Regions from separate parts of the Mus musculus genome. Here region 2 is linked to region 1. The links are chromatin loops, found by intact Hi-C in ENCODE. Cell type or tissue: gastrocnemius. All regions are shown on one strand. Links, peaks and the distances in the headings refer to the core of each region. The heading gives the core; the rest is flanking DNA. Region 1 overlaps Crocc2 (ciliary rootlet coiled-coil, rootletin family member 2). Region 2 holds the start of Mterf4 (mitochondrial transcription termination factor 4).

Region 1 (15,999 bases), core at 9,000-11,499:
TGAGAGATGCCAGGGGTCCTGTTGAGCTTTTCAGGCACCAGGCTCCCCCGGGGCCATTCTTCTCTCAAAATGGGTTTTCAAAATGCTTTTCAGCATTTTCTCCCTCTGCCAGATTCCTGGAGGGTAAGCCAACCACGGGATGTTAGTGATGGCGAGATCGCTCAAGTGAGGCTCATGGGCTGTTCCCAGGACTGGGGTGTGGTGCATTCTTGCCAAGTATGAACAAAAGGGCCTGTTGACATCAGAGAGGATTGAAGCCAGAAGTTCTGGAGTCGTGGTCAGGGTGGTTAGGAGAGCCAGAGAAGGGCACCCAGGATTGTGTGTGCCAATGGCTCACAGTTGACTGTGGTAACCCACCACCAGCACTGATGGCCAGCCAAGTTCTCTGAGCGGGCATCCTGACACCACACTCAGGGGATGAGGTCGGGGAGCATTTGGCAATGGCTGTGCCTTGGGAGACTGCCCACTGGCCCAAACCTATTCCGGAGGGGGGGGGGCGGTGATGAGCAGATTTCTCACTCACTCGCTCTAGGCATGGCATTGATGCCTCTGTTTCTGAGATATGGGAATGTATGCTGAAGGATGTGGGCAGAGGACCAGTCTAATTCTGATGCCAGATCTCACTTGCCGGTGGGCTCTCCTGAGTACCCTGACCTCAATGCTGGGACATTATGGCTTCAGGCCTCTCTGATATCTTTGCTCCCTGCACTCAGAAGTAGAGATAAATCATTACTGAGGAGACTAGAGAGTCCCACTCACCCAGCAGTGATGAGGGAACTCTCAGCTCTGTACTGTGCCCTGGCCTGTGACACAGGGAGAGGAAAGGAATCTGCTACCCGCTCTGCAGACTGCCCTTTCTCTCCCTTCTCACACCCTGGCCCGAGGGGTGAGACATGGCATGTGAGGATATGGGAGTGGTCTCCAGTGGGAAGGAAAGGAAAGCAGCACGGTATCCAGTTCTGCTCGCTACTGGCCCTTCCCTCCAGGGTGCTTCCCCTGTGCCAATTTTCACAGGCAACGGTAACTCAGGATAGCTCTGATGGGTTGAGTGAGGCATAGTGGGATGTGCACCTCCTGTAGCCCCGAGCGCTTGCCCACTGGGTCTCACCTCTGCTGTGAGGCCTCCAGCCGGCTAAGAGCCTCCTCCAAATCCATGCTGTGTTCTAGCTCTGACTTCCGAAGCCGGGCCTCAGTGGTATCCAGGCGGGCCTGCAGCTGGGAAGGAGTGTGAGCCCACCTGGTCCATCTCTCCCTAGTCATCTAAGTATGACATCTTTGCCATAAAACCCACCCTGGGCAGAGGCAGGATACAGGGTCTCCCAGGAGCCTGTTCACACCAGGAGAGGGGAGGCCTGGTGGATGTTTGGATTCCATTGGGCCTGGGGATACTATGGGAGTGGTGAGATTGGCAGGAGGCAGGGTTCTGGGGGTCCCTGGAGATATTTAATTTATAGGGTTGTAAACTGAGGCACTGCTGTCCCCAGTGGCTGGGGCATTCCAGATGTCAGCCACATAGGGGCAAGATAGACAGCTGAAAAGCAGGCTCTCCCATCCTACATGGGGCATAAATCTGGACCCCTCTGGCCTGGCCTATTTTCCAAGCTGCACCTTCCCCTCTCAGTCTTAGCAGGTGGGAACATATTCACATGGGTGTCAAGTCCCCTTGCTACCAACACAGAGCATTATCCCAAGGGGCCAATGTGGGATTCAGGACGTCACACCCAAGGCCTACTGCCCATGGCTCCTCAGCCAGTATTACTACAGTGGGGGAATCTGAACCCAGAGCCCAGAACATCACAGAATCAAGGAAGTCTTGGGAGGAAGGCACAAAGAACAGGAGGCTGAGGTTGGGACACAGGAGTGTCTGATGGCCAAGAACCTGCTTCTCAGCCACCAGCAATGTGACAGTTGGGGTCAAGGGGCTTCAATTATAATGGATTGTAGTGTCACCTGGAGAGGCCATGCTGGACACCAAGACCCTCACCCTGTCCCACCAGTGTGCTGGGGCATAATTCGGGGCTGGGTCTGCCGGCACCCTCATCTGGCTGGCTGTGAGCTGAGCTCTGACTCATAGCTTCTTAGTTTACTAATCTTTGGAAGGCCTTCTGCGGCTTCTATTCCCTGAAGTCCATTCCCAGCATCTCCCGCCCTGTGCTAGGAAGATTCCCTATCCCGGAATGCACCACAGGAAGGGCAGACTCTTGAGCCATTGTAAGGGGGTCCTCACGGTCTTTGTTAGAGGGACTCTTCGGGTGGGGGCTGAAGAAAAAGTCATTTCCCATAGAGTGGTGTGGTGGGAAGGGCATCAGAAAGCCGGGACCCATTGGCAGGTGGGTACCTCAGAGCTAGTGTGATTGCGCTAGGAACTCTTCTAGGACCCTCATGTGCGCCTCGGGTTTTTTCCACAGGTTTCTGGTTCCATGCCATAGAAAGAGCAGACCTGGGCCAGCACTGGTCCCAGGCATGGTTCTATGGCCCGAGGGCAGTGTCTCTCCACCTTCCTAATGCTGTGACCCTTCCATTGAATTCCTCAGGTTGTGGTTGACCCTAAAATCATTTCCACTGCTAATTCCTAACTGCAGTTTTGCTACTGTTATGAATCATAATGTAAATATATGATACGCGGGGTGTCTGATCCCAAGGGGGTTGCGACCCACAGGTTGAGAACCATCGCCTTAGGGGACCACTGGCCAGAGCTGAGCCTTGGTGTCCTCATTTGCCCTGCCACACAGAACTCGGGCTGGCCCCATCGATGCTGGGGATCAGAACCCCTCCCCCAACACTGCATGGGCTGTTCCCACTTAGCTCTGTGCCTGCTGTGCCGGGTTCTGTGGCTGAAGCTCCTGTGACTTGGAGAAGATAATGCATGAGAGGACTCTGGCCTGGGAAGTGCCTTCACCTTTCTGCCTCAGTTTCCCTAGCATCCTAGAGAAGGCTCTTCCCAGCTCACAGGCATCCTGGGTAACCTCTGGCTGGAGCCTATAGCTCAGAGGTCACCTCCCGCTCCCCCCATTCTGAGGCCTGGCTGGTGAGCAGAGGCAGGTTGGGGTCGGGAGGAGGGCTGGACCTACAAGCTCTGCCTGGGTTCTGGGGACTGTCCTTAGCTTTCTCCTCTGTTTAGAAGCTGACTTTGTGGTTATAATTGGTAAGGCCCTGGACCACAGGGATCCTGGAGCAGATGAGAGACACTTGAGGGGGACATCTCCTGCTTCTCCTGCTTACCTCCAGCCCCCTTTTCTCCATCAGTGTCCTGAGACTGGCTGATGGGCCCACAACAATGATCACCAGTCTTGATAGATGATCTCTGATAAGAGCTAGGCTATGCACACTGGCCTGTGGGTACCAGCTGCACACTCACCCTCTGGCTGACCATGTGACACCTGCTGGCCAGCTCTTCCCGCTCAGCATCCGCCTGGGCCAACAGGTCCTCCAATCGTGTCAGCTCCTCTTGCAGGAGTTCACTCTCCTCCCGTGCATGGGACGTAGTAGCTGGTGGCTCCCGCAGCCCTGTGGGTATAGCATTCAGATGAGGCCAGGGCTCTACCCAAACAACTGGAACAGTCCACGAGGAAATTCACTTCCTCTCCTGTAACCAAGCACCCTCCTATCCCTATTGCCTTTGGTAAGTAGCTCTAACCCCACTTATTCATGGCCAGGTCAAGCCCCTAACAATTAAAGCATGTGTGGGGGACACTGGGTACCGCCCATCATGTCTGCACGTAGTGGGACTGCTGTTTCAGGGTGGCAGGACCCTGCCCACAGAGAGAAGTTGCTTTATGCAGTGGTGTTTCTCTGTCCTTTCCCAGTGCCCAGTGCTAGCCTGTGGCATTAGGAGACAGATTAGACAGACCCTTACGACACAAAGGGGTCATCAGACTCCTGCAGAATGGAATCAGAAGTGCAGCTGGGCATCAGGGAGCCTGCCTACGATTTGGCCTCCATGTAGGGATGAATTCCTTGGAGCCTGTTCCTGCAGTGTGTTGATAAGAAAGCTTTGTGTGTGGGGCTAGATGAGTGACAGAAACAAAGCTCAGGGTGTCCCTGCTCAACCTAACCTAAAGTGTCAACCTTTAGGCTTTTCACTATGGTGAAAAAACAAAACAAAACCCAAAAAACAAAAAAAACAAGGATGGATAAAATCAAGACACTGATGGTGTAACAATGTCATGAGTGCTGAGGTCAGCTCCGTGTGGCAGTGATTAATGGCCTTGTGGCTATCTGCATGACTCCTGAGGACCCTACGAAGAGAGGGTGGTTGGGAATATGGGGCTGGGAGAGTCTGAGGTGGACAGCCAGGGACACAGGGCAGTCCTAATGGCATGGTTCCCTGAGGCCAGGCTCCAGTGCCTGCTGTGAGGCCAAGGCCAGGCTCCAGTACCCGATGTAAGGCTTCCCTGGCACCTGAGCAGTCTCAGCCTCACCTGAGAGTGGCTCCTCACCCAGGCTGCTCGACACGATCTCTCGGATACGGGCTGGCACAGGAGTGGGTGAGGCCCGTTGACCTTCTCCTCGCACAGTTAGCGCCCGGTCTTCCCTTCTGGCCATGGGACTCAGGATGGTGTCCTCCAACTTCTGAAAAACATCCAAGAGTCCTGGTTCTTATGGGCCCTGGCGGGACAGCTTGCAGGCGCCTCACACAAGCCCAGTGCTGTCAACGGGAGCTGCCATGAGGTCACTTTGATGTAGCAAAGAGTCCTGAAGATAGCAGAGTGGGGCCAGGCAGGTCACCAAAACCACATGCCTTAGTCTCTCCACCTGTGGGGTGGGACTGTGCCAGTCTCTGGCAGTGCTTTGGCAAACATGTGGAAATCAAGAGAATGGGTATCTGAAAGGACTCCTGGCCAAGGTTAGCTTAGCTCATTCTTCCCAACGCTAAGCGGGCTGCGCTGAGTCCTGGGCCGACTCTTCATGTCAGCTTCTCTGGGATACCCGGGGCAGGTGCCTTTGTGTCTGTTCACAGAAACACTCTCCACCACCTGCCCCACCTGGAATGGTTAGGATCGTCTGCCCAGTAGAGATAGGGAGGCTCCCAAAGCCCACCCGGTGATCACAAGCCTGGGGAGGGAAGGGGACACTACAGGTAAAGGACCAAGAACCCAGGCCCAGCCATCATATAGGGTGTGCTGGACCCTGTGAGACTAGATAGGCACAAGGTGACAAAGGTCAGCAGAGGGTGCTTGCTTCTGAGAGCATCTCAGAGATGTCCCCTTCAGCCTACCCCAGAGGGGAGCTAGAGTGGCCCTCTTTCTTGGTGGGTCCTGAGCTAGTGAGCTGTCAGGAGAGAAAACCACATAGGTTCAATGTGAGCATCACATCCTAGAATACTGGTGAGACACATCAGAGGAGCCTGGCTCTTCGTGAGGCATCTGACTAGGAAGGATACCTTCCAACATTACGGGCATTAACATCGATGACAGAGTCCTCGTTGTAGGCACCCTTTCGTGATTTCCTTCAAACAAGTTAGGCTGCTAAGGGCTAGGAGATTTGATTGTGACAGTAGTCACTCTTCCCTTGTGCCTGGCTGCCTTGGACAGAGAGCCATTAAACTGCCAGCTTCATTCTTGGCAATCAACTGGACTGTTATCACGGTAGTCCAGCTGCTCTGAATGTTCCATGAACATCACCAGGAAGCCACCCCACGGCTGCTAAAAACATCACAACCTGGGGTGCTGGGACTGCAATTCCTGTTTTAGAAGTTGTGTGCTGGTGTCGACGACTCTTGATCATCGGCAGGGATGTGAGATGAACTCCCGACGACATCGCTCACTCTGTAGTTGTTGCCTTTCATACTAAAGGGTGAGCACTTTCTCCAGCAACTCAACAAAGAGCCCAGGGCCTGAGCAGCATGGGGCTTGTACCTGGCTGACCACAAGCGTGTGGTGCATTTTCCAGATATCCTAGCAGCTTGCTGGCCGCTGCTATAAAAACTTCCCTTCCGATGGTTTGTTTGTCCACGTGTGGTCTTTATCGTGCGAGTGAGGCGGCGTGGGCTGGCTGTATGGCGGCATGGGCTGGCTGCATGAATTGTAGACAAGATCCTGAGCTTCCAGGTCTTAGCAAAAGTAGCAGCAGCTACAGCATTAAAGGCCCCCAAAGAGTCCGGGAGCCAAGAGCCCTGGCATCTGAAGCTATGAACTCAAATAGATACAACACAGGCAGAGGTGTTCACAAAAGCCACGGAGGGCAGAAACGGAGAAATTAAAGGTAGCAAAGGAGCTGAAATCAGTGAGAGCCAAAGGGCAGAGCCTGGACTACAGGGACTGAAAGCCACAGAAGAATTTGGGAGAGGTCCTGAGGGGTTCAGAGGCAGGAGTCTGGGCGCTTAGAACTAAGGATACTGACAGGTTCTCTGAGCCCAGAACACTGCCTCAAGCACCTCAAGCAATAAGCTTCTGACTGAAAGCTCGGAGCCATGAGTCTGTTGACTTACACTTAGTGTTATAGGCCTCTGGCTTTGGCAATTCAGGTTGTAAGTCTCTGAAACTCAAGATCACCTACACCACGGGAACACCTTACCTACCCATGGTTTCTACCTAGACGCGGTCTGTAGGATCTCAGATTCTCAGTAGGATTTCTTGGCGGAGGCACATGTCTTGGGGAAGGAATGACCCTGAGCTGAAGACATTGTCAGGGCCTGTGGGCAGTATTGTTCTGTGTCAGCAGGAAGCTTCCAGGTATAGGATAAAGGACTGAAGATTAAGACTAGCCCACAGTGGCCAACCTGCCCTGTCCATGAAGGATGTTTGAGTTGAAGGCAGTGCCTTAATGACCCGTGACTGATGCCAGGGGCCCCCACTCCCAAAACTTTTCAGGACAGCAGCCGCCTTCTCTTCCACAGTGGGACTCGCCTTCCCTTTCCTACCCAGAGTCCCCTGAGGTGACACTCAGAAGCCTCCCGACTCCCAGCTCATTGGAGGCCTTTTCTAGCCTGCAGCTCTCCTGGTTCTGACTCCCAGGCCTGGGCTAGTGAGGAGGCCCTGCTTCTCCAGGTAGCCCCATCATCCTTACCCGGCCCTCTCAACCGTAGCTAGGCCTGTTCCCACTCTGAATCCTCTGTGGAGATAAGCCATGGTTTTCACCTAGGCATCCTAAATGTATCCATTCCTCTCTTAAGCTAGCCAGACTGGAGTCACTCCAATATCCAGATTCTGCACGGCTCTGGACAGAGCCTGTCCTGGTCCCTGAGAGCCCTGCAAAGGTCAGATGCTGTTAGTGAGCCCAGGGTTCTTCAGGCTGGGAAAAGACTTAACCTTCTCCAAGGCTTTGCATTTAACTCCCCTAGGTGGTCTTGGGAAGGTGCCCTCTCTTCTCTTTCCTCCAGAGGACCTCCCAGCCTCGCTCTGAGTGGGTGGTAAACAGCTTTCCTTGGGTGCAGGGCTCCACTGGTGAGGAGCAGGGCTCCCCTTGCTACTTCCTCCCTGGCCAGGCAGACTCCGGGTGCTCAGACCACCAAGGCCGCTCTGGCCTTTCTAAGAGTTAGAGCGGGAAGTGCCCAGCCATCGTTACCTGTTTTGCACTGGGGGGGGAAACTAAGGCCTAGTCCAGTGGCAAACAGAACCTTAGGTCCTCAGATTAAAGACGTGATGCTGGCTCCATTCAGAGGTTCCCTCCAGGCCGGAAGGACCCTGCCTCCCCTCCCTCCTCTCCCCGGAGCATCAGCGGCGCCACCCGCTAACGGGAAAGCAGCGGCGCAGCACAAACTTGACTCATTCCTAACGTTTACAGAGGGTCACTTATTAGCCGGGACGTCCCGAGAGGCGCTGGGGGCGTAATAGGTTCCAGCTGTGGCCCGGTGCCTGCGATGGGTCGACGCCCAGCCAGAGCAGGAGGGGTGCGGAGGGGGAGCGGGAGGGGCGCGTCCCTGGCAGCCAGCCCTCCCCTCCCGCCTCCAGTCCCAGGCGCGCGCGGGAGGATTGCAAACGAGGGCCGCCCTGCCTCCACGCAAATGGCGCGGGGGAGGGGCGCGGGGCTCTGCTACAACGTGCAAGGGTCTGTGCTGACCCGGGCTTGGATCCCCTGGGACCACACCCGGGACCGCCTCCTTCCCCATACCCAAGTCAGGTCGTGGTGGGGAGTGGGGCTAGGAGAGTTTCCAGCTTCTGCCCCGCAGGCTCTGTCCATTGCTGCTACCAGTGGCTCCCCAGCCTGGGTGGGTCACCATCTTTAGGGCCAGGGGAAGGATCTAGAGCGCAGCAGCGGGAAGCCTGGATAGCCTGGAGGTGGGGGTGGGGGTGGGGGTGGGGGTGGGGCTCGTATTGTGGGAAGGACACCAAGACTGGGCAAAAGGGATCTCCACGGTCACTTTTCTAAAAGACCTCAGATTCAGAGAGTTTTTGCTATGTTTTTTTCCTCCCTACTGCCCTCCGTGTCAGCTCGACCTATGCCGAAGACCTTAGGGAGGCCAAAGACCCTGTCAGTAACCTATGCATTTAGATCTAGCTCCAAATGGGTGTGTTGGAGGCTCAGTGGGGACAGACACCACTGCCTCCCACTTGGCTGTGGTCTTGTTGAGGGAGTCCTATCTAGGGGACATGCCTCTTTATCGCACCCTCTGGGTCAGAGCAGGACTAAGAGAACCGAGGAGGGGCCCCGCTGTGCCATCAACACACTGCTCAAGGATATGTCCTGCTACCATCTGTGAATTTAGCTAGTTGCTCTATGTCCCTGTGGCCTAGGAACCTCCTGCACTTTTATCCTTGCCTGGAGACTGACTGGAGTGGGGAGTTCTGAGGACGGGGTACCTACCCTCCCCCATTCTGGATCTTGACTCAAACATTAAGGTGCGGGGTGGGGGTGGGGCGGCAGCGGTTGTTGCAGATGTGGAAATTCAGCCCTCAATTCGAGTCTGAAGCCAGGATAAGATCCCATCACAAGGATAGGCTCCAACTTAGGGGTGGGGGGCATCTTATCCTCCAACCCTGTTCCACAGGCATGGCCCGTCTATGTGTGTCCCTTCCAGATCTGGACGGGGATCACTCTGCAGGTGAATCCAAGCAATACCCAAGCACAACCACTGGTAAGGAAGGGCAGGGGCCGATCGGAGCCCAGACTCTGAGGTGCAAGGCCTTTCTCAGCTCTCAGAGCTGCTGTCTAGGTTGGGTGGGAAGAAGTGTCAAGTCTGTTCACCACAAGGGGCTTCTTGAGGTGGGGGGAGGTGTGTGTGGGGGTGAGGATGCAGGGGTAGGGTGTCCTTTCACGGCTGCTTCAAGCAGTGGGGACAGAAGAGAGCATTCAGGTATTCCCCCTCTTGGCCTAAGAGTCAGCCCAACTAGGACCTGGCAGGTACTAGAAATGGTCCCCAGCAGGTGAGGCCAGCGCTCTCCTTCCAGATAGAGGAGAAACCAAACCAAACCAAACCCAACCCAACCCATTAAACTCTGTCCCGATGCAACTGAGGAGGTGAGGGCTGGTTTCTGTTTTCCCAGCCAAACTAAACAGGTACTGCCAAGGCCAAGGCATGAATGTGAAGTCCCAACTGCTTCTCCCTCCACAGAGTTAGTCCTTGGTGGACTTTCTGGGGTCCTCTTACAGTGCCAGCAGCGCTGGTCCACTCCCTAAAGCCCTGCAGGGTCTTCCTATGTCAGGCATGGTGGTCAGTAAGCAGAAATGGCAAAACACATGAGCTAATTCACCGTCTCTTGTTCATGAGTGCGGCCACAGACAGGTGGACAGTCTAGGTCCTGGCCCCCAGGGGAGAGCAGAGTGGATTTCAAAAGGAACTTGGCCACTTCAGGTACGGAGAAAGGCAGGACTCACTGGTACCTTCCAAATAAAGAACTCAGCAGCAAGCAATAAGGGCAGGACTCCCAAACCTCCATTTAAAATCTCTGAGGGAGAGAGTATCCAACTGTCAAGCCCAGTGTAACTTGGATACTATCTCAGGACCGGTCTGGGTGTCTGATGTGGAGTGGAGAATAGTCCTACAACCCAGTATAGTTCAGGGGTGGCTAGGCCTGCTGCTAATGCTGTGTGCCGAGCTACAATAGTGCCCCCGTGTGGCCATTTCTGGTACTGCAGGAGGACAACCGGTCTTGCCCAACTTCTGGAACTGAGGTTGGGCTCAGGGTCTCCATCCAACATTATGGATAGTAAGAGAACCTGTGACAGTGTGTAAGTTGTGGCATATTAAGTGGGTTGAAGTGTCTTAGCACTAGCCATGATCCAGAAGCAGATGTTTTAAAATAAGATAGCTTGTCTTAGAAACTCTGCCCTTCTTCCCCTGTGTGAGACTATTCGGGACTGCTGACAGGGTCTGTGCTAGGACTGAGACGCAGCCTTGAGCTCCCAAACACTTGTGGGACTAGTTGCTAGATATGCAGATCTCTAGACAGTCACCTGACTAGTATGCATCTGATTGGATGCCCATGGGTCCCCCTGCATTCTTTCAGTGAACTAGCATGGCCATGAGCAGGCCAGCTGGAGGCTCAGAGCACTTTGGCCTTCTGCAGAGGGTTTGGTCAGGATGTCTGATGGGCTCTGTACCTGGTAATGTCTACTCCTGTGTTTGATAGGCTCCCCTCCCCACCTCCACACTATGCCTGCCAAGCTGGGGCATTGCCCTTAGAGCAGAAGCTTGCAAAGTCACAAGGGGACTAGATGTTGAAGCAGGGGATGAAGATGAAGGGGGACAACTTACCCGTCCATCCCGAGCACAATGCTTGGCACACAAACAGGCTCAGACAGGTTCCCAGCACAAGTCATTGAAAGCCTTATTGGAACCGCCAAAGGTATGAATCACTAACAACAAAATGACTCACAGCAGGGACTGCTCAGCAGGGTGAGGAGGCTGTCTGTCTTGTCTGCTTCTATGTCCTGACACCCACACAGGCTTCCTGGGGAAGGTGGTCAGCCTGCAATGCAGTGCAAGCAAAGGCCTGGGATAAAGAACACGGGGTGAGGAGGGAGCAGAGAGAGGGGTGGGCGAGACAGGAGAGAAAACTGGAGTGCCATTGTCAAGGATTGGCATATTCTGGTGAGGAGGCTGAGCCTGTCTCTGGACCATGAGAAAGAAGGTCTGAAAGAGGATATGTCTGGTCAGCGCAGTGGCACTGGTGTCTGGACATGTGGCTCTGGGGACAGAGATAGTCAGTACTTCCTTCCCTGGACGGCATATGATTAGCATTGAATCCAGGCCACACTTGGACCACTGTGGGCTCCTGTCCTGGGTGGGCCTGCACTCCCGGGACCTTGTACCCTTGATCTGTGGAGTGAAGCATGACTTTGAAGGGGGAGTGAGAGATGGGTGGTTGGGTCCCTGTGGGCTCCAGGATGACCAAGGTTGGAGGAGAGCTCTAGATCTTTCTGCCCACCTCCAAGACATCTGGTGATCTAGTTCTTAAGTCACTGGGGATTTAATCAGTAGTATTACACAGGAGGCACCCATGAAAACCCTAATGAGGGGCTTGGTGTAGATGCAGGGTTGGGATGGCATGTACCTCAACGGGGTGCTTTTGCTCTACGCCTCTCCCTGTACCTGCCCTACTTCTTTGTGGGTGTCCTTGATCCACAGAGTGGATGTTTAAGTCAGGGATGTTAAAGCCTGAGTGTCAAGTGCTGTGCGGGTGACTGAGCTCAAGGAGACCTCGGGTTTAACTGGCCAGTCAGAGGACAGAGGGCAGAGGGCAGAGGGCAGAGGGCAGAGGGCAGTCTATGATGGTGTCCGAAGTGCTTCATCCTGTGAGGCTGAGCCCTAGCCACTACCCCTGGGAAGCTAGTGTTAGAACAGGTGAATCCAGAGGGTTAAAGTCATGCTTGCCACCCACAGCTGAGCCGAGTGAGAGAAAACAGTTCCTACAGCTGAAGTTTGGCTTTAAATGCAGAAGAAAGCAGGGATGTAAAGTAGCAGAGCCGCTGCAGGAAAATAAGGTGGACGTTCCTTAAAGGTTCGTGTAGGGGCTGGAGAGATGGCTCAGCAGTTAAAAGCACTGACTGCTCTTCCAGGGGTCCTGAGTTCAATCCCCAGCAACCACATGGTAGCTGAACCATCTGTAATGGGATCTGATGCCCTCTTCTGGTGTGTCTGAAAACAGCTACAGTGTGTACTCATCATATACATTAAATAAATAATAAATCTTTAAGAAAAAAGATGCGTGTAGAATTAGAGCTAGAGCCCACAGCCCTTCTAGAACAGACACCACAATAAGGGTACCAGAGACCCAGACAGATGGACCTGCACCCTGCTGACGGTAGCATTGCTCACAGTGGGAAGGCAGGTCAGTGGTCCATGGAGGGAAACCCAGTGAGCGGTGAGCGACGTGTGGTCCCCCGCAGAAGGGACTGCTGCTCAGCCATGCTGCGACATGGGAGGACCTCTGGGACACTGTGCTAAGTGGAATAAGCTGACAGATTCAGTTCAATTCCCATGAGGCTCCTAGAACTGCCAGATACACAGAGCCAGGGAGCAGGCCGGTGGCTGCCATGGCCAGGGAGAGTTGGTGTTTGATGGCGATGACAGTTTGAGAAGATGAAACCATTTTGGGGCCAGATGCTGGTAATGGTTGAGAATAGTGCAAATTCTGCTACTGAAACTTCACTTTAAGATAGGCAAAAGGGTAGGCTTTATGTTATTTATATTTTATTACAGATTGAAAATTGAAAAAAGACTGAAAGTCAGTGAGCCAGCCACACACACACACACACACACACACACATCTCAAATGAGATGGACAAAACCACAAATTAAAAACAAAGGAAAAATCAATGTGTGGGTTGGTTAAATATAAAAACATAAAATGGAATGTGCTGGCTGAGTTTTGTCAACGTGACACAAACCTAGACATATCTGAGGAGAGTAAATCTTAACTGAGAGAATGCTTTTATAAGATTGGCCTGTATGCAAGTCTGTCTAGATCAATGATGGACGTGGGAGGGCCCAGTGTACTGAGGACAGTTCCACCCCTGGGCAGGTGGTCGTGGACAGTATATGAAAGCAGACTGAGCAAGCAGTAAGGAGCCCTTCGCCATGGCCTCGCATCAGCTCCTGCCTCCAGGTTCCTTCTCTCACTTCCAGGACGATGGACTACAAGCTGTAAAATGCTTCTCCAAGTTGCTTTTGATCATGGTGTTTTATCACAGCAATAGACAAGACTGTATGTTACCAGCCAAGGAGATGAAGAAGAAGCAGGTGCCAGCCAGGGAGACCCAGCACTTTCTTGGACTTAGACAGAAGGTCTTGATTTCTGGACACTGTATTGGGAGGCAGAGGTAGCTGTTCTCCCTGCTTCCGGCCCCATGATATTAATAAGACAGAAGCATACTATCCTGATGCTATGGTGAGGGTGAGCCTTATACAGAAGTGGGAGTCATAGAGCTCATGATGCCGGATACAGCACCTCTGCTGGGCACTGGGAAGGTGTCCGGCTATAACTCAACATGGCATATGCCATCATGATGGATGTAATGTGTGAAGGAACAGAATATAGGGTGTATGGCAGGAAGAAGTCAGACAGCTTAGGAGACAGATGTGCTGCCTTTAAAAAATAGACCCCAACTCACTCTGGAGAGAAGTGGGGGCCAGAGAGAAGCACACCGAATCCTTCTGGGGCCCATGCCCCATGACCTAAGCGCTTTCCACTCTTCATTAGCATCGCTCCCTAGACTTCCAGCTCATGAACCCTTTGGGGGTACATTCAAACCACACCCAAACCACAGCAACAGCCAACAGCAATAGCCAACAAATATGAAAATTTATAATGGACAAGTTCCCAGAAACTAGAACTTTTACCCAAAAGAAATAGTTTGGAAAGTTCTATGCCATTAAAGCAACCAACTCAAGAGTGGGAAACCTTCCCACACTACATCCCACCCGACTTGGGTGTACTGTCCGTTCTGGGTCTGAGAGGATCCAGAAGCCCCTCTTCCTGATGCATGGTGAGCCCTTCCTTTCGTGTGTAATTTTAGGGGGTCTTTGAACTCACCAAGCCAACGTCTTACCCTCAGGGACCAATCCGAGGGCTCCCAAGTCTGGCTTCCAGTCCTAGCTCTCAAGTGGCCTGTGGGGCTAGGTGCTCTGGGATACTGTGCAGTAGGGTGTGTGTATGTGTGTGTGTGTCTATGTGTGCGCATGTGTGCAGATGAAGTGAGGAGAAGGGAAATCTGTCCCAAGGAAGACGGATGCTGGGGAGCGTTTCCAGGTACCGGGAGTGGATTGACGTCAAAGCCTTTACTTCTGGTCTTGTGGGAGGCTTTTCCCACTCAAGCTTTGCCCTTCTCTGAGTCTCCCGGTTCCCTGTGTGTAGCCAGAGGAGCGGGAGGTCCCTAGAGCCCTGCCACTGGTCTGATAGGGCTATCTGGGCATCTCATGGCGCCTGCCTGCTGCATGTTCACCTCAGGTAATTGCACAGAGATCTCAATCACTGCTGCGCAAATAGCAGGTGTGGCTGGGCAGACAGAAAAGCCTCACCAGGCTTGGTATGACTTTCAGCTTCCCAGGGACAGTGGGCTTAGGTACATGCAGAGCCCTCCACCCCACAACAACCATGCCCAGAGATGTTTGCATCACTCTGGGATTCTACCTCAAGAACGTGGGCACACATACAGACATGCCCTCCCACCATCAAGTCTCCGAGGAGCTAGCTGGTCAGGTCCTTACAGGATGATGTATGAGCCAATGGGTGCTGGGCTGTGAGTGTTCTGTGAGCTCTGGTGTGCTGACTCTCTTTCTGAACCCATCACCGGCCTTGCCGTCAGAATTCAGCCTGAGACCCTTTGGGTAGAAGTGTGCCAGTGTCCGCTCAGGTGAGAGTACCCACCCAGGACACTCTCTTTTCTTGTTGCATCAATTAACTTATTGTTTTAATTACATTTATTTAGTTGTGTGTGGGTTTGGGGTGTGTATGTGCCGTAGTGTGTGTGTAGATGTCTGAGGGTAAATTTTGGAGTTGGATTTCTTTACCACGTGACTTCCAGGGATCAAGCTCAGGTCATCAGACTCGGAGGCAACTGTCTTCACCCACTGAGCCATCTCCTCCACCCCAACTGACTTTAATATTCTGTTTGCATCACGGTCTGTCCTATGTGGGCAGATGTGTATGTCTATGTGTACAAAGATGCTAACAGGCTATTTAGCCACCTGACACCATCTGTGCGGTTGGTTACTCCTCTCAGGGGATCTGATATATTGTTTACCTAGGACCATGTCAACCCCCTGCAGCATGGCTTTGAGGGTCTGAGAGCTGGGTTAATGAACTCTCTGAGTCAGCAGGTCCATCTGGGGTACAGTGAGTCCCCAGTGGTCGGGGACTGTCTGGCTGGGGTGGCTGGATGATGACAGTGTAGGGATGTGGGCTGGCAAGTAGGTGGGCTTTTAGTAATGGGACATGGTGAGGGGGACAGGGATACAGGACCAGTTGTGTTGTTCCTATTTTCCAGGTAAGTTCTGTGAAGATAGAAATGGAACTTCTGCAGTTTATAGAGTGGGTACTGGGGTTATCTCCAAATTGAAGCCCCTCTTCTAAGCTCAGACTCAATTGCTCCCATACCTAGCCACTAACACAGTGGAGCCCCTCACCCTGTCCCTTCCACGTTGGTGTGCAGGCTGCAAGCCTAGGACTCCAGAGGGGTGCTGGCTTTCTGAGCCACTTCGCCTGTCTGGAGATCTGCACTTGCACGCTCATATTCACACTGAGCATGTGCGCAGGTAGAATGTGCTCCTGGTGGGGGGTGGGAGGAGGGGGTGCAGCTGCACGCCGGGCAGCAGGCAGCGGGCAGCGTCCTATTTAAAAGTGCTCTCAAGACCTGCTCTCCAGGGGTCACGGAGGGGGCAGCCACTTCACTGACCTTGATCACTGTGTCCAACCCCAGCTGAGACTGCTCCGTGGTGTCTCCATCATCAGGATTGCTGGAAGTGGAGCTCATCTTGGGCAGAAGCACAGGACCTCAAATAGTTTGTACCTGGGCTCCTCAGCACGTCTCTTCTTTGAGCCTCAACCACCCAGTACCTTCCTGTGTGCAGTACCTGGAGCCACTGTGCTGGTTTGGCCCGTTGAATTCACTTGCTCC
Region 2 (15,999 bases), core at 6,229-8,728, 130 kb before region 1:
GTGTTTTATCACAGCAATAGAAACCTAGCTAAGTCAGAGCTCCTGGGACTGGAATTACAGACAGTCGTTAGCTACCATGTGGTTGCAAGGATGGAACCCAAGTTCTCTGGAAGAGCAGCCAGTGCTCTTAACTGGAGGTGTGTCTCCAGTTCCAGTAGTCATTATTTAAATAAAGCTTGTTGTGCTGCCCATATAAGAAGCCCAGTAGCAAGACTGGCTGGAATGTAGTTTGTATTGAGGAGGAACTGCATGTCAACTGGCTCACTATACATGCTTTGTGTGGCTGGTCTGCTGCTCCACACTCAGGCCATGAAACGCCCATCTCAGTATTTAGTGGTCTGTGTACTGTACCTGTCTCCTGTCTGCACTGTGCTCTCTGCTCCCTGCCCATCCTTTTCAGTTGTTCATGTGCTAGTTCTGCTTGTGGGCCTCTCGGGTGTGACCTTGTCTCATTCTGCATCCTTCCACGTGGCATACGTCTCTTGCTTGGGACAACCCTGAGTGCACTGTGAGAATTGGAGTCTCTGGCTGGGGATGGAAGGCTCTGGCCCTCAGGGTCGGGGCTGGCTCCATGAGCTTTGAGTGAGTGCAGAGAAACTCTGAACTGGTCTCCTTTCCTCCTTGCAGCTACAGAGGGCCAGAGCTGGAGATGTGGTCTCTGGGGGTCACCCTGTACACGCTCATCTTCGAGGAGAATCCCTTCTGTGAGGTGGAGGAGACCATGGAGGCAGTTATTCATCCCCCATTCCTGGTTTCCCAAGGTGAGCATGAGTGCCAGGTGGCAAAGGAGAGCATCAGCTGAGAACTCGGCACTTTTGTTTCTGTCTCCTCTGTCCTGATGACCTCTTTGACCTTTCTTTTTTATTCTTCTAACATTTTGATCTGAGCATAATAATTTTAATGTCTCAAAACCATTTTGGCAATTTCTGTTAATGTCCCTTGGACCTTCAAGGCCCTCTTGAAAGTGATACTTTGCAGTCAGTAACAGTATCTGTAGCAGCAGATCTGAGGTCAGAAGCCCCATTTGTGGAAGAGGGTAACGTCAGTGCAGGAGGAGATTTGACCATCAGCAGCTCACGTGCAAAATGTCCTGAGAGCTGCTGTGACAGCAGCTTGAGGCCAAGTGGTACTTTGTATCCTTAATGAAAGCCAGGGAGTCAAAGGCCAGGAAGGCTTCCTAAGCTTGGAGCAGGGCCTCCGGAGCCTGGAGCCCAGCGGAGCTCCTGGAGCTGGCAGATGTGTCAGGGGCAGCTCCGGCCCCGTCCACTCTGGCATCCTGTGGGCCCACAGCAGTCACTCACTGGGAGAACCCACATGGTGGCAGATCTTCAGTCTGCCTTAGCCTCTGTGTAGGTTAGACACCTCTGACTGTTTTAAGAATCACACATAGGGCCTTAACTAACAGACTGCCATTTCACAGTTGCAGGAGCTGAAAGTCTGAGTAAAGGTGGTGGCTGGTTCAGTTCTCAGTGAGACCTCTTTTTGGCTCGTGGATGGCACCTTCTTTCTATGTCCTCATGGTGGAGACAGGGAACTTAGTCTTTTCTACCTCTTAGGACATCAGCTCACCTGTCTCTCCCACCCATGGCTTCCTCAAACTCTAACCACCTCTCAACAGCTTACTCCCTGCACCATCACATTAGGGTGGAGTTCCCAGCATGCATACTGTGGAGGGATGTACTTAGCTGTGGAGCTTCACTAAGTTGTGGATCCCTAAGATGCTGTAGTGGTGGACTGTGATGCTCCACGGGTTCTTGCTGCACAGATTGCGTTCCTGATGACAAGGCTCAGGGAGGCCCTGGTCAACACGTAAATACATTTGGAGGAAGTAGGGCCAAGTACAAATTACTGTTGGGGTCCTGTTACAGCTTAGTCTACTTTCCCACAGACTGATCTGAGATGCTTCAGCTGGCTACCATTTTCTTTTGCGTGTCATGTCTCTCCACAATCACTCACACCAAAGCCCCTGTGTCAGCCTTAGTTAGGGTTTCTGTTGCTGAGATAAAACACTGTGACCAAAAGCAACTTGGGAAGGAAAGTATTTCAGCTTACAGTTACACATCACAGTCCATCACTGAGGGAAGTCAGGGAAGTGAAGGCAGGAACTAAAACGGCTAGAACCTGGAGGCAGGAGCAGATGCAGAGGCCATGGAGGAGTGCTGCTTCTGACTTGCTCCTCATGGCCTGCTTAGCCTCCTTTCTTAAAGATCCAGGAATACCAGCGCATTCACACTGGCACCATTCAAAGTGATCTGGGCCTTCCCACATCAATTCAAGAAAATGCCCCACAGGCTTGTCCACAGGCCAGTCTGGTGGGGGCATCTTTCTCAATTGAAATTCCCTCTTTCCAAATAACTCTAGTTTGTGTCAAGTTGACATAAAACTAGCCAGCGCACCTTGTAAGAAGACAGTCTGGGCTTTGAGTGATCTGGATCTCAACTTCCACACTAACACTTTGGAGTTGACGGGCTCATAAATGCATTTCCTGAGTATATCAGGCCAGGCCTTGATGCCCTAGAACTCCTGGCTGCCTCCTTGCCCTGTGGGAGGCTCTGTGAGGCAGGATAGCTTGAAATCTATAGGTCTGAGATGTGTTCCATTTGACTTCGGCCTGGATCCTCCTGTGTTCTTTATGTCCCTAGAACTTATGAGTCTTCTGTCTGGACTGCTGCAGCCTTGCCCTGAGCAGCGGACCACTTTGGAGAAGCTGATCAGGGACCCCTGGGTGACACAGCCTGTGAACCTTGCTAGCTATACTTGGGAAGAGGTGTGTAGGACCAACCAGCCAGGTGAGAAGTCTGAGTCTCCCTTCCTCTTCCCCTCCTTTTCTTACTGTCTTTGTTTGGGGTGGGGAGGTGATCATCCATCCTAGTTGAGACTCCTTCTGTCCTAAATCCATGTGTCAAGAGTTTGTGGCTGGCCTGAAAAATAGGGCTTGATTATGCAGAGACCCTTAGAGGGAGGACAAGTGCTTATAATAGCCCTGGCTAGGAGGGGTGGGAAGGCAACAGTTTGGAGAGTCAGTTGTCTGGTCCAAAGAGGGATAAGGGTACAGATGCTGAACATGATGCTATGGGGCTCCACACAGGACATGCCTCTTCAGACAAGGCTTCCTAGCCCCAAGTCAGAGCCCCTGGGGAACCAGACTGGAGATTAGCACCCCTTCACTAGCATCTTAGCAGACTCTATACTTCAAGAATATCACCACTGGGGGTTCAGAAGCCACTGCCTCTCCATTCTGTTGTCCTAAACATTTTTTTTTTAGAATTTGTTTGCTAATATGCAATGTATTATCTTCATCTTTCAGAAAGTGGCCTGCTGTCAGCTGCAAGTCTGGAGATTGGGAGTAGGAGTCCAAGTGAAATGGCTCAGAGAGAGGGTCTCTGTGGGCCTCCTGCTCCCAGGGAGACTCGTGGTGACCAGCACTGCTTGCATCTTAAGGACCCCTCTTTGCCAGTCAGCTGAGCAAGCTCTCCTGCTCTTTGGTTTGGGCAGTTGTATGGATTTCAGGGCTTTCTACCTGGAGAAAGGAAGTTGTGAAGGATTGGGATGACTTCTGCTTCTAGATTCCTATGCAAATGCTACAAGAGCCTGCGATGCTAGTTTTCTTAGGTTTATGATATAGACTTGTAATTCATGTTTTTTTATAACCTTGAAAATCATTCTAATGTTCAGTTATACTGTACTATTAAAGGGCTTTAAGTTGTAAGCCTCAGAAAGACACAAGGAGTGTTTAAGTTCTCTATTTTTGTTGTTTGTTTTTGCTTGTAAGTTTTTGAGACAGGATCTCACCATGTAACTTTGGCTGGCCTGGAACTCAACTATGTAGACCAGGTAGACCTTAAACTGACAGATCTGCCTGCGCTTGCCTCCCAAGCATTAGGACTGATGGTGTGTGTCACCATGCCCAGTTCTTCCTGGTTTTGTGTGTAGGTTTCTTTCCCACTGACTTGGTACATGTGACATGTGACAGATGTATGGAGTCTATAGAAGTGGCCAGACAAAAATGGCCAGAATATTTATTTATTTTCTTAAAAATTTTCCAAATTAAAGCTACTTAGTTAACAGTTAAACTGGCCAGGACTATATGAGATAAACTTGGTTTTCTATTTCTTTTTGTTGTTGTTGTTTGTTTGTTTGTTTTTTCGAGACAGGGTTTCTCTGTGTAGCCTTGGCCGTCCTGGAACTCACTTTGTAGACCAGGCTGGCCTCGAACTCAGAAATCTGCCTGCCTCTGCCTCCCAAATGCTGGGATCAAAGGCGTGTGTCACCACTGCCTGACTTTTGTTTTCCATTTCTGTACCCTATTTACTATAGCTAAAAAGAAATCTGTCCTAGTTTGGTCTGGGGGTTCAGGCTTGTTAGTCATCTGTTAATCCATAATGCCCTGCTAGTACTTTCAGACATCCTGTGACTGGCTCAGCTCTACTTTGTCTAATGTGACGGGCTCTAACTATACCTTTATGTCTAGTTGAAGAGCTTCAACCCTACCAGTGTCTGTGACGGTTTCTAGGACCCAGTTCCCAGAAGTTAGTGACATTCAGAAGTTAGTGACATTTTAGCTTTTGATTTCAGATGACTTTGTTTCCAAGAATGAAACAAACATTTTCCCTTATAGTCTTTATTACACATAAAACACAAGATATTGCAGAATTGTTCTTTCCCCCAGACAGGAGTATAGCCGGTTGAAGATACAAAATCCAGCTTTCCAAGAACCATTTCTATATTAGAAAAAAAAATCATTAGGACAGCCAGGGCTATACAGAGAAACCCTGTCTCAAAAAACCAAAAAGAAAAAAAGAAAAGAAAAGAAAAGAAAATCATTAAAGCTTTTGGTTTTACAGTCCGATGCCTTATGAGTGTTCTTTGCAGAAGAACAAAACCAAAGATAAAGCCTTGAGACTAAAGTTGTGAGGCAGCAGCTATAATTTTTCCCGTGGAATTTCAAGTCTGATTTAAGAATGAAATTTGGTGAGGACTGAAGATGCCGCCAGATTTTCACAGTACCCTGTGTCTTAGCTACCACTGCTTCAGAGCTGGCTGACTTGTTCAGGTTCCTAGATTGTTCTCAAAAAGTTGGAGTGGCAGAGTTTCCTTAGGCTTTAGGTGTAAAGGCTTAAATAATATTTATTTAGGAAGAAAATTAAGACAAAAGTAATTCTTTAGTTTTATACAGATTACAACTTTCTTGTCCTCTATAGATAGAATCTTTCTGTCAAAAGATGTTTAAGCACTTCAGCACTAGATCATTGCCTAGCACAAAGCAGTTATGTGTTTATTGATGCAATAGCCAGATCCTTTTTCTCTGGAGCAGCCAATAGGCCGGCAAGAAATAGGTATGGCTTAGAAGTGGTGGAATCTAGGCAGCTGTTAGAACACAGCTTCTTTGTTTTCTTCCCTCCCCTTCTGTACTAGCTGGTTTTGTGTGTCAACTTGACACAGGCTGGAGTTATTACAGAGAAAGGAACCTCAGTTGAGGAAATGCCTCCATGAGATCCAGCTGCAAGGCATTTTCTCAATTAGTGATCAATGGGGGAGGGCCCCTTGTAGGTGATACCATCCCTGGGCTGGTAGTCCTTGGTTCTCTAAGAAAGCAAGCTGAATAAGCCAGGGGAAGCAAGCCAGTAAGTGACATCCCTCCATGGCCTCTGCATCAGCTCCTGCTTCCTGACCTGCTTGAGTTCCAGTCCTGACTTCCTTTGGTGATGAACAGCAATGTGGAAGTGTAAGCTGACTAAACCCTTTCCTCCCCAACTTGTCTCTTGGTCATGATGTTTGTGCAGGAATAGAAACCCTGACTAAGACACCTTCATGTCTAAGATGCAAATTCAGTGCATAGAGGTTGGTTTGGAAGCTTCTGGTGCTCCATCCATAAGTGAAGCCAGACCTCTGGGCTGGGAGGGCTATTGTCATTTTCCCTGTAATTTCATTACTTGGGCCATATTCTGTTTTTTAAAAATAGCAGACACCTTCGTGTGTGTGTGTGTGTGTGTGTCTGTCTGTCTGTCTGTCTGTCTGTCTCAAAGGACAGCTCGGTGGAGTGGGTTTGTGTCTTCACTTTTGCATGGGTCCCTAGAATCAAACTCAGGTCACCAAGCTGGTGTGGTCAGTGTCTGAATTCCTGAGCCATCTTGCTGACTAAACACAAGTCTGTAAACAACAGAACTTACCAAATACTTTTATCTGGGTCTAGATCTGTACATAACCATTTCAGGGAGAGTTTGGGCTGTCCTGAGAACTTATTGCTGTATTACAGTGTCCATCACAAACTACTTACCTCCTCTCTTCCTGTAAGCAGCCAGAGGTCATCTGCCAAGATGTTTCGCTACTCTCTTGACCCAGAAAAACCCCCCAAAATCATGCAAATCAAGAGGTTCAAACCTTCGTGTTCACTTTAAGAACACCCGGGAATCTGCCCAGGCCATCAAGGGTATGCATATCTGCAAAGCCACCAAGTATCTGAAGGACATCACTTTAAAGAAGCAATGTGTGCCATTCCGGTGTTATAATGGTGGAGTCAGTAGGTGCGCCCAGGCCAAACAATGCGGCTGGTCGGTGGTCAAAAAAGAGTGCTGAATTTTTGCTGCACATGCTTAAAAATGCAGAGAGTAACGCTGAACTTAAGGGCTTAGATTTAGATTCTCTTGTCATTGAACACATCCAGGTGAACAAGGCACCTAAGATGCGCCGACGAACCTACAGAGCTCATGGCCGGATTAACCCATACATGAGCTCCCCCTGCCACATTGAGATGATCCTCACTGAGAGGGAACAGATCATTCTAAAGCCAGAAGAGGAGGTTGCACAGAAGAAAAGGATATCCCAGAAGAAACAAGAAACAAAAACTCATGGCACGTGAATAAATTCAGCATAAAATAAATGCAGATAAAGTTAAAAAACAAACAAACAAACAAACAAACAAACCTACTTACCTCAAAGATGAGCCCAGGAACACAAATTTGGTTTTTCCAAAAGATTCTCCACCATGGATGAAGTTAGGTGAGATATTACTAGCTAGAGAATAAAGCCATAAATCAAGGCATTTACCAGACACATTGGTGGGGACCACAGATAGGAAGGATAAGGCAAAACTAGGAAAACACTTAACTCAGTTTTAGATATTATTTAGTGATGCTATTGGCTTTTGGATTGGTGAAAACCATTGTTGGTCTAGGAATATATTTTAAAGGTATTCATTGTCACAAAGCTGTTAAGTTAGACAGGTGGACGATGAATGGATTTCAAAAAGGCTAAGAATAATCCATGATAATTTGGTTTTGGTCTGCAGGATCCTAATTCCACAATCACAGCGTTATCTTATTTGGCCTTGTACTATCTTTAACACAGGTGATTGTTTTTTGTCATATTCTCCCCTCCTCCCCCGGCCCCAGTAAAAGTAGTTTCACAACAGAAAACGACGGTGTGCGCTTCGGGGTAGTTTGGTTTCACCTGTACTCTGAAGAGCAGTTTTAAAACCCAGGTAGTGTTGCTTGTTCCTGGCAGAGACCATGCAACCGAGTATGCCCAACTAAAGGGAGCTGCACCTGCAAGCTGCAGGTGCTGGGCACGAGCATCTGGGATCAAGGGCTTGGCTGCGGAACGAAAGAACGCCACACCCCGGGAGTTCGGCGGACACAGATCGGAGGCCGGACGTTGTGAGCCAGGAAGGACCGCCTCTTCCGGTCTCACAGTTGTTCTTCGCTTGGTCTCCATGGCTTCGCTGGGAAGGCAGGTGAGGTTGCCCTAGGTCCCGGGCTCACAGCGGCTGTTGGCGGGACGTTCAGGAGGCGCTGACGCTGGTTCTTGGTGTTCCGGTCTGGGCACCTTGTGGCAGTAGCGCTCCCGGGTGGCGTGTGCACAGACAGTGTGGCCCTCAGAATAGCTTCTGGCTTCTCCGGAGTTTCGGCTGTGTGCTGCCTAATGGCTAGGGAGGCCTGGACCACCACCAGCGGCAAGAGCGGGGTGTTTGAGACCATTCTGGCGGGCACCGGATGCTCTGTGCTTAATTTGTTATGTGCTAGTCCCAACACCTGGGGCTACTGTGTACAAATCGACAGATTCCTTCCCCCAAATATTCTTCTTTTAATGGAAGGGATCCTTGAAAAACAAAACAAAACTATCCTTTGTTGGAATGAAATTAGGTAGTGTACCTGTCTGGTGGCTAGTCTGAGGTTCAGAATTTTCAACCAAATACTATTGCTCGTGCCCTGTATCTTCAGTATGTAGATATTGCTTATGCTTCAATATCTTCAGTAAGTGCGGTCGTTTGCATGCTACTTTTATTCTTTGGAGACTTTTTAGACCCAGAGAAGATTTTACAGATTGTTTACAAAAACTGTTAGCTTTTGTGGGCCAAGGGTCAAGCTGAGGTTCAAGGTTACTGGCTCAGTAATCTTGTGGTGGTCATTATTCTGAGGTGGGACTGATTCTGTTTTTGCTCTGCCTTACAGGTTCCTGAGTGGCATCGTCTACTGGCCCTCTCCTGGGCCTGTTTGGTTAGGCAGACCCCTCATCTCAGAGAACAGAAACAGATGAGCCCTTCTTTGTCTTGCAAACTGACTACAGTGCCCGGTAGAGGAAGCTTTCAAGAGTTTTCCAGCATTACACCCCAAAAGTACATGCAGGAACCAGAAAACAGGACACGACTTGTTCAGTGTCTTCATGAGGAACAGAAGCCTTGTGTGGATCCTGAGTCCTTGGAGCCTGAAAAGGTCATCCGTTCCCTCCAGGACATGGGTTTTGCTGAAGCCCACATTCACAGCTTGTTTAGTATACAGCCAAGTGTCCATCCTCAACAGTTGCTGGGTATAGTTTCAGAACTCCTACTCTTGGGGTTGAACCCAGAGCCTGTATTTAATGCCTTGAAGAAAAATCCCCAGTTGCTGAAACTGTCTAGCATGCAGATGAAGAGGCGTTCCAGTTACCTTCGGAAGCTTGGCCTTGGAGAAGGTATAAGATGCAGCAGACTTTATAGAGGGAGAGGAGTCAGTTAGGGAGAAAATAGCTTACCCTAGCAGGGATGTCCAGCCTTTTGATAGTAAGGCATGGAATTGTCACCTACAAATGAGCTAGGCTGCATTCATCAATACCCTGGGATGCATGTGTGCTGTGGGCTAAACACACCTTACTCAGAGGAAGTGAGGTAGGAAAGTTTGCTGAGGAGAGGTCAGTGTCTTCAAGAAGATGTGCAGTGGGCTCTCTGCAGATGCCGTTGTAAGGGGGATGTGGGATAGAGGAGCCCAAGAAGAGAGAACCAAGGCCAAAGTGAGCCTCCTGTGTGTTCATTGAGATCTCTAGCTCCAGATCAATGGGGACATGGAGTCTGGTTTTGGTGGGTTAGTGTTGCTCTATGGTAGTGATGTATGTGTATGCAAATGTGTGACCTCCGCAAAAACATCCCACACACAGCTTTCAGAGCTGATGGTGCCCGGTTCCTGGAAGGCTGTTAGAGTGCCCTCCACCTTCCAACAGCTGTCACCCTTCTGGAGAAGGGAGGTGGGGCTCTCCAGTGAACTCTACCCATTTGACTGCTTTTATTTCATTACTGACTGTTCCTGGTAAGATTTCACCCCCAAAGTGGGGAGGCTTAGAGCCCACTGTGTTTGGTGTCTCGGCATGCCTCCTCTAGAAGATAAGCAAAAAGATAACTGTGTTCCCCTTGACACGTTGTCTCTTGTAACATGATCTAAGCCCAAGCTCAGTCAGTGTGTGAAGCACAGCCTGAGAGGAGAAAATAAAGCTTACTCTTTGGAAACGCCTCTTCACAGGGAAGCTAGGCTGTTAGGAAAGTTACTTGACAGTCTTAAGTGGCTTTTAAGTTTCCAGTTTTTAAATCGGCACAACTATTCATCAGAAGACCATTTGCTTCACTTATGAAGCCCTGCTTATATCATTTGTCTGAATACAGTTACTAATGTAACTCAGTAAAACACGGGGAGGCTGGGTGTGGTAGTGCATTCTTTTAATTGAACTCTATAGTCAGGAGGATGGAGCTCTGCAGGTTCCAGGCCTTCCAAGGAGACCCTACAAAACAAACAATAATACAGTTGGATATAACACATGGTCACGCTCAGACTACTTATAATTGTGTGTTCTGGATATTCTTGTTCCTACCATTGTTCCTAAAGGCCTCTTCATTGAGCTCAGACTCTCAAGTCTAGAGATTGTTAGTCTCTATACAATGTCTAGATTATACAGAGAGAAGCAGCAGCCTGAGCCCCACTGTGCAGGAAACCACTCTCCTCTAACATTCCCCAGTGAATCCCCGGGAAGCTTTCTATGCTAGGCAAGCAAGAGGAGACCTAGAGTATGAAGTTGCCGCCTTCAGATAGAAGACTAGAAAAAGGCAGGGACATAGGGAGGGTTGTTGGGTCTGTGAAGAGTCCTTTGCGTGGTGCTTCATGGAAAGTAGATCTCTGAATGGGCAGTCCTGTGGAGGGAGAGGATCCTGCTGTGCCCCCATGTGGGTGCCACAAGACAACTTCTAGAGTTGATTGTCTGCTGCCACAATGTGGGTCTTGGGGATTGAACTCAAGTTTCAGGTTTGCTGGCAGGTGCCTTTACCCACTGACTCATCTACCAGCCCCTAAATGTTGTTTAGCCCTTGGCGTTCGGGAACATGCCAAAGTTACATGCTTTGCTTAACACTCTACAGGGAAACTGAAGCGGGTGCTGTCCGTTTGCCCTGAGGTTTTCACCATGCATCAGCGGGACATTGACCGAGTTGTGAAGGTCCTCAGGGAGAAGTGCTTGTTCACGGCACAGCACATCACAGACGTTCTGCACAGATGCCCCACTGTTTTGCAGGAGGACCCCAACGAGCTAGAATACAAATTCCAGGTGAGAGTAAGTGACTAGGCCGATGATGGCAGAGTGTTCAGGTTTTTAAAGCTGAATAGGGTCTGAAGCCTCTGAGTAAAACACCTCAGTTTTCTCCTCTCCAAAGCAAACCTGTTGTTTAGCTCTGCCCCATTCCAGGTCCAAGTAGGTAAACTTTACAACCCTTGGGGCATCTTTTTGTATAGGAGATTTAGAAATTGTGACAGTTGCCCTAAAAGTTTAGTGACAGATAGGTCATAAGCACTTGTGCATAGCTGTGATGGCAGTGCGGGCACTCCTTTAATCTTAGCACTCCAGAGGCAGAGGCAGGCGGATCTCTGAGTTTGAGGCCAGCATGGTCTACACAGTGAGTTCCAGGACAGCAAAGGCTATGTAGAGACCATGTCTCTAAAAACCAACCAAACAAGCAAACAAAGCTGGTATGAGGACCTGAGTCCAGATCCCCAGAACCCACCTAAGCTGGATGCCCAGTGCCCCAGCACCCCTGTGGGGAGATGGGAGGTAGAGTCAGGGCGTCCTTGGAGGCTTGTGGGCCAGCTAGCCTGGCCTCTGAGCTCTGAAGCACTGCTGGGACATACTCAGATAAAACAAGCTGCATGCTCACACATGTGTTTAAAGGTTCCTAGGTATCTTAGGATTTCTTTGGGTCTGATTTTTCCTACACTCATGATTTTTGTTGCCCTATTTAAAGAAAAGTATATCCCTGTATGCCCCTTTGTTTTCTGATGCATTTTTCTCAGCTTGAATTTGGAAATGCTTTGAAAACTTGAGATTTCATAAAAGTGTTGGTATTATACTACAGTGGCTATTCTACCATTTCTAATTAGGCAACTAATGACTTTGGACTAAAGTTTGTTTTGAGTTGGAATGACAGGCTTCAGGTTTCTCTACATGGATTCCTGAACATGTTTGTATCTTTCAGTATGCATATTTCAGGATGGGACTCACACATCTAGACATAGTCAGGACGAATTTCTTACAGTATTCAATAACCAAGATCAAGCAGAGACACATTTACCTGGAGCGCCTTGGACGGTACCAGACCCCTGATAAGAAGGGGCAGACACAGATCCCTAATCCCTCACTGAGGAACATTCTCAGAGTTTCTGAAGCTGAGTTTTTGGCCAGGACAGCCTGTTCCTCTGTCGAGGAGTTTCAAGTTTTTAAAAAACTCTTGGATCAAGAGGAGGAGGAGGAGTCTGAGAGCCATGCATCTGAGGAGGAAGAGGAAGAGGAGGAAGAGGAGGAGCTACTGTGACACAGCACTGGGGTGTCAGAGGTCATTCTCATATTCTCGAAGTGCTGGGGACCTTCACCTGGATCTTCTCAAGCACTTTTGATCCCAACACTGGTATTTTGATGGGGGAAAAAACCAACCTGTAATGATCCACTGGAGATACAGGTAGATAAACCAAACCAAATGAGGGGTGCTTTGTTGTGGGTTCTTTGGGAGGCCCTACTCCATCCTAAATAAAGGACTCGGCTGTCAAAATCCAGGGGGTGCAACCCTTCCAGGTTGGAGTCTTTTTCTCTGTTAAAATAAGTTGTGCTAGTTCCAAAACCATGTGGAGAGAGAGGTGCCTTTCGGCTCAGGAGTACTTTGTATGTCCAGGTAGTAGTAAAGATGAAGTCATGAAATTGAAACATGAGGGTTAGTATGTCATAGCACTTTATTTAATGAAAACAAGTAGCAGGTTTCCCACACAATAGGCAGCTTCTAAATCTGACACCATTTCCCAGCCTTCTGACGTGTTGAGTGTACAGCAGAGTGAGAGGCAGTTGGTTACGTTAGTAACATGTCCTTTAGTCACACGGTTGTCAGACTAGCAAAATGCTTCTCTGTCAGTTGCTGACCCTTCCTGCTTGGGCAAGTTGGCCTTCATGTTGGTTCCTGGCTGGTTGCCACTTCAAGGCCTCCTATCTTTCTGGCTCTGTAGACTGTGCTAAGAGTGAGCTGCTCAGAGACCAGCACTGGGGAGCACTGGGCAGTGTGGAGTGTGTGCAGTGGAGCCATGTGATGTACTGGGACTAGGATGAGGTGAGCTGGAGGAGAGGCCTGATTTGGTGGAGCTCAGGCTTAGAGGGTCAGAGAACTGAGGCCTCTTGGAAAGTTGTCTGTGCCTCTTCCTCAGGAAACTGCACAGGGTGATGCAGAAAGCTTTTTGGTTATAGGATCAAAGTCAGGAGTGCTTGGTAGTATTTTTCCCCCATTTGGTGACATTTAACAGTCACACGAAACCCAATGTGGGCCTTGTGTTTAGACTGAATCCAGTGCTTACGTGAGGATGACCTTAATCCTCCAGACATCTGACAATCTTTGGGGATTTGTGTGTGTGTGTGTGTGTGTGTGTGTGTGTGTGTGTCATGGCCTCAGGATCTTGTGGTCAGAGCCAGGGATGCTGTAAAATATTGTACATTGCACCGCATAAGGAATAATTAGGCCCACAAAGCAATGCCAAAGCTGAGAAACTGCTCAAAGACCTGGCCCACAAAAGTACTGTGACTACAGCTAATGTGTGTTGTAAATGGACCTGATGTATCATTTCTGTCTAAAGCAGAGATACTGCTGGATCTGAGGTGCATTTTGTGAGGAATCAGCACCAAGGTGAGGCGGCTCTTGACTTACCTGGAACCTGACTGCAAAGAGGAGGGTGTTTACAAAGAAAAGCAATCATTCCAAGATTCCTCCCCCCACCCCTACCCTCCACACACACAGTTCTCACTATGGCAGGTATGTGAGGCAAGCTCATTCCTGGCAAGGGCGTGTCCTTGCCTGTTGGACTCTCCACAGAAAGCAGGACGTAGCAAGCCATCTTCTCTACCCCACATCCCATAGGCAGTAGAGGGGAACGAATGCCTTCTGCCTGTTCTTGGCTGTGGACAAAGCTGTTTGAGAACAATGATCCATTCTTTGCTGCTTACTCTTCCCATTTTGTGGTCTTTTTGTGATCGACACTCTCCTCCCTGAATGTAGGGTGTTTGGCCTTGGACTCATCAGAACGGAATAGAATCCTAACTGTGAGCTCAATTAGGTAATCTACTCATCTTCAGTTTTGATTAGCAAATGGTGAGCCCAACAACTCATAATTACTTCAGTTGGACACAAAAATAAATCTCCACCTTGTCTGTTTGCTGATTCCACTATGACATTTCCCAAGTGGACGCTGACTGTTTTGAGGGATTTAATTATTCTGTGTAAGAAAGCAGAGACAGCATGTTTGGAATGATGTATACTAATTCCTCAGCACAGGCAAGTCTTTCTCCACTCCAGTTGGAATGATTGCCCGACAGCGCCACACAGCAGGCTGGCTCCAACTGGAGATGGGAATGTGGCAGCATCGGCTTGGGGGTGAGAGTCCTGAGGTATAGTACGAAGATCCCATCTACGTTCCCAGAGGTGCTGCTTGATCTTGCTGTTCACTGTTAACACTGTAGCTTACTCGGTCTCCAGATCTCTAGTGGGTATCTAAGATACAGTAGTGAGTTTTTGATGTGACTGACCCTCCTTGAAAAAGAAAAAAAAAAGTAATACATAGGCTCAGAATTTTCTAGTGAGAATAAAATGTAAAAGGTTATACTTCAAAGTATGTTTTTATGAACTGTGGAGGGCAGAAGGCCTCTCTGGTCGGGATGCAGTTCTTGGTGCTGGTGCTGGTCAGCTCTGCTCTCATGGAATCTAGGTGTGGTTGGCTTTTCTGATTGTGCGGTCACTGCAGGGAGGAGGAAGCTGCTTAGAGCCTTGGGAATGGGATGGAAAGCGGAGGCTGTGTAAAGAAAGTATTTTCGTTTTGGTGGCCCACAGCCATCTACTTCAGGCGCAGATTACAAGAAGCCTTGGTTGGACCCTGTGTCCTGCAGCCGGCCTGCCCTGTGCTACTGTGGGCTGCGTTTAGATTTGAACTGATAGCTTTTGCTGCTCTATGGTGTAAGTATGTATACCTTAGGCTCCTGAGCAAGGGTCTTGATTGCTTTTCTTCTATGAAAGTTTAGGGGTTTTTCATGTCTTGATGGCTACTTGTCATTCAGGAGATAGCATTCTCCACAGAAGGCTGAAGTCTAGATCATCTTATAAACCAGGCACCTGCCTGCCAACTCTAGCCTACCGCCTGTTTTCGTAAATGAAGTTTCATTGGAATGTAGCTATGCTATCTACATCTGTTACCATGTTGGCAGTACAGTAGCAGGGTCACGTGTGTGCCAGAGAGGTCATTCTATCTTCGAAGCCCAAAATCCTGCCTGAGCATCTGACTGCCCTGCCACCCCTGAGTTGTAGACCAAGTGTCTAAACTCCACCATAGTAGTAATTAGCACTTCTTCTTTAGGTCAGTATAAATGAGGAGAGGAGCAGGGTAGAGGTCACCTGTTTCCACACAGCCTTTCTTGTATTTTTTATGAAAGTTGAGTCTTTTCCTTCTCCATGTTTTGGGAGTTCAAGGGTCATGTCTCTGGCACGGGGATCTGGGGGTGGGTTTCTGAGCACAGAAGCACCACTCACAGAGCCTGGTAACCCAGGTAACTCCCCACAGGGGAACTGACCAGAGCTGCAGAAACAGCAGGCTGGATTGAGATGGCAGGTGCTTCAGTGCTTCCCCGGCAGGCGGCTTTGGGTGTGCAGGTCTGGTTGTCTCTTTTCTGGAAATCTGAGGACAGAGATCTCAGGGGAGACTGCTTTCAGCCAGGAGCTTGGCTTTTAAGTTTTGGACATCATTTTCCTGAGTTTTGGAAATCCGGGAGGTGGGCAGTGTTACCAGCACATGCTGGTCCTTTTGAAGGAGTAACAGTGAGCTGGGGCACACTCCTCTTTGTACCCACTGTCTTTCTCTGGAGACAGCAAGCACTGTCCCCAGGAGCCAGATTTCCAGCCGGCTGGGATGCAGGGAGGGATGGACAGGAGCCACGCACCCTGAGGACACTCGTGCCCAGCCTGGGGCTTTGCATCAGTAGGCTGCTTGGCCCTCTGCTGCCTTTCTTTTGGCGGGGATGGCACTGCCGGCTTTCTCAGGGCAGCTGTGGGTCGCAAATTCTGGTGTTTTTCTTCAGAGAAAGAGAAAGGGCTGTGTGTAATGTGTGTTGCTCTGAGAATAGGAATTCTATAAGCCATTATGTGGTAAGTATCTAGGATTCTCTCTCTCTTTTTTTTTTTTATAAAAATGGGTTTTC

Evidence for each region. Hi-C counts contacts between places; a loop is a spot of excess contacts. Peaks named below come from ENCODE experiments on the same cell type or tissue, not always from the same donor. Only the 100,000 strongest peaks of a DNase experiment are listed, where the experiment ranks them.
Region 2: it touches region 1 in a loop (2.5-fold over the local background); 10 of 42 quality-filtered maps call a loop at or near these places.

What each region holds. Positions count from the first base shown.
Region 1 is chr1:93,168,581-93,184,579 of GRCm38, reverse strand. Crocc2 (ciliary rootlet coiled-coil, rootletin family member 2) reads right to left here. Exons shown (of 32, transcript NM_001310428.1): 1 at 15,778-15,999; 2 at 4,422-4,572; 3 at 3,359-3,507; 4 at 1,109-1,215. The coding sequence starts at 15,855. Among named protein-coding and RNA genes, the nearest start is that of Crocc2, 8.2 kb to the right of the region's middle. In gastrocnemius, for the core only: no CTCF peak of the experiment used is centred there; DNase peaks (open chromatin) are centred at 9,713 and 9,993.
Region 2 is chr1:93,297,558-93,313,556 of GRCm38, reverse strand. It overlaps Mterf4 (mitochondrial transcription termination factor 4), which reads left to right and starts at 7,678. Exons shown (of 4, transcript NM_178051.4): 1 at 7,678-7,732; 2 at 8,451-8,949; 3 at 10,655-10,839; 4 at 11,762-12,352. The coding sequence starts at 7,712. The coding sequence ends at 12,097. Gm28535 (predicted gene 28535) reads right to left here and starts at 7,593. Exons shown (of 3, transcript NR_151531.1): 1 at 7,450-7,593; 2 at 6,933-7,014. Pask (PAS domain containing serine/threonine kinase) reads left to right here. Exons shown (of 18, transcript NM_080850.2): 16 at 628-761; 17 at 2,643-2,789; 18 at 3,308-4,120. The coding sequence ends at 3,465. It also overlaps a transcript of Sned1 not described here and the pseudogene Gm7867. In gastrocnemius, for the core only: no CTCF peak of the experiment used is centred there; a DNase peak (open chromatin) is centred at 7,642; H3K4me3 peaks cover 1,755 bases; H3K27ac peaks cover 1,148 bases.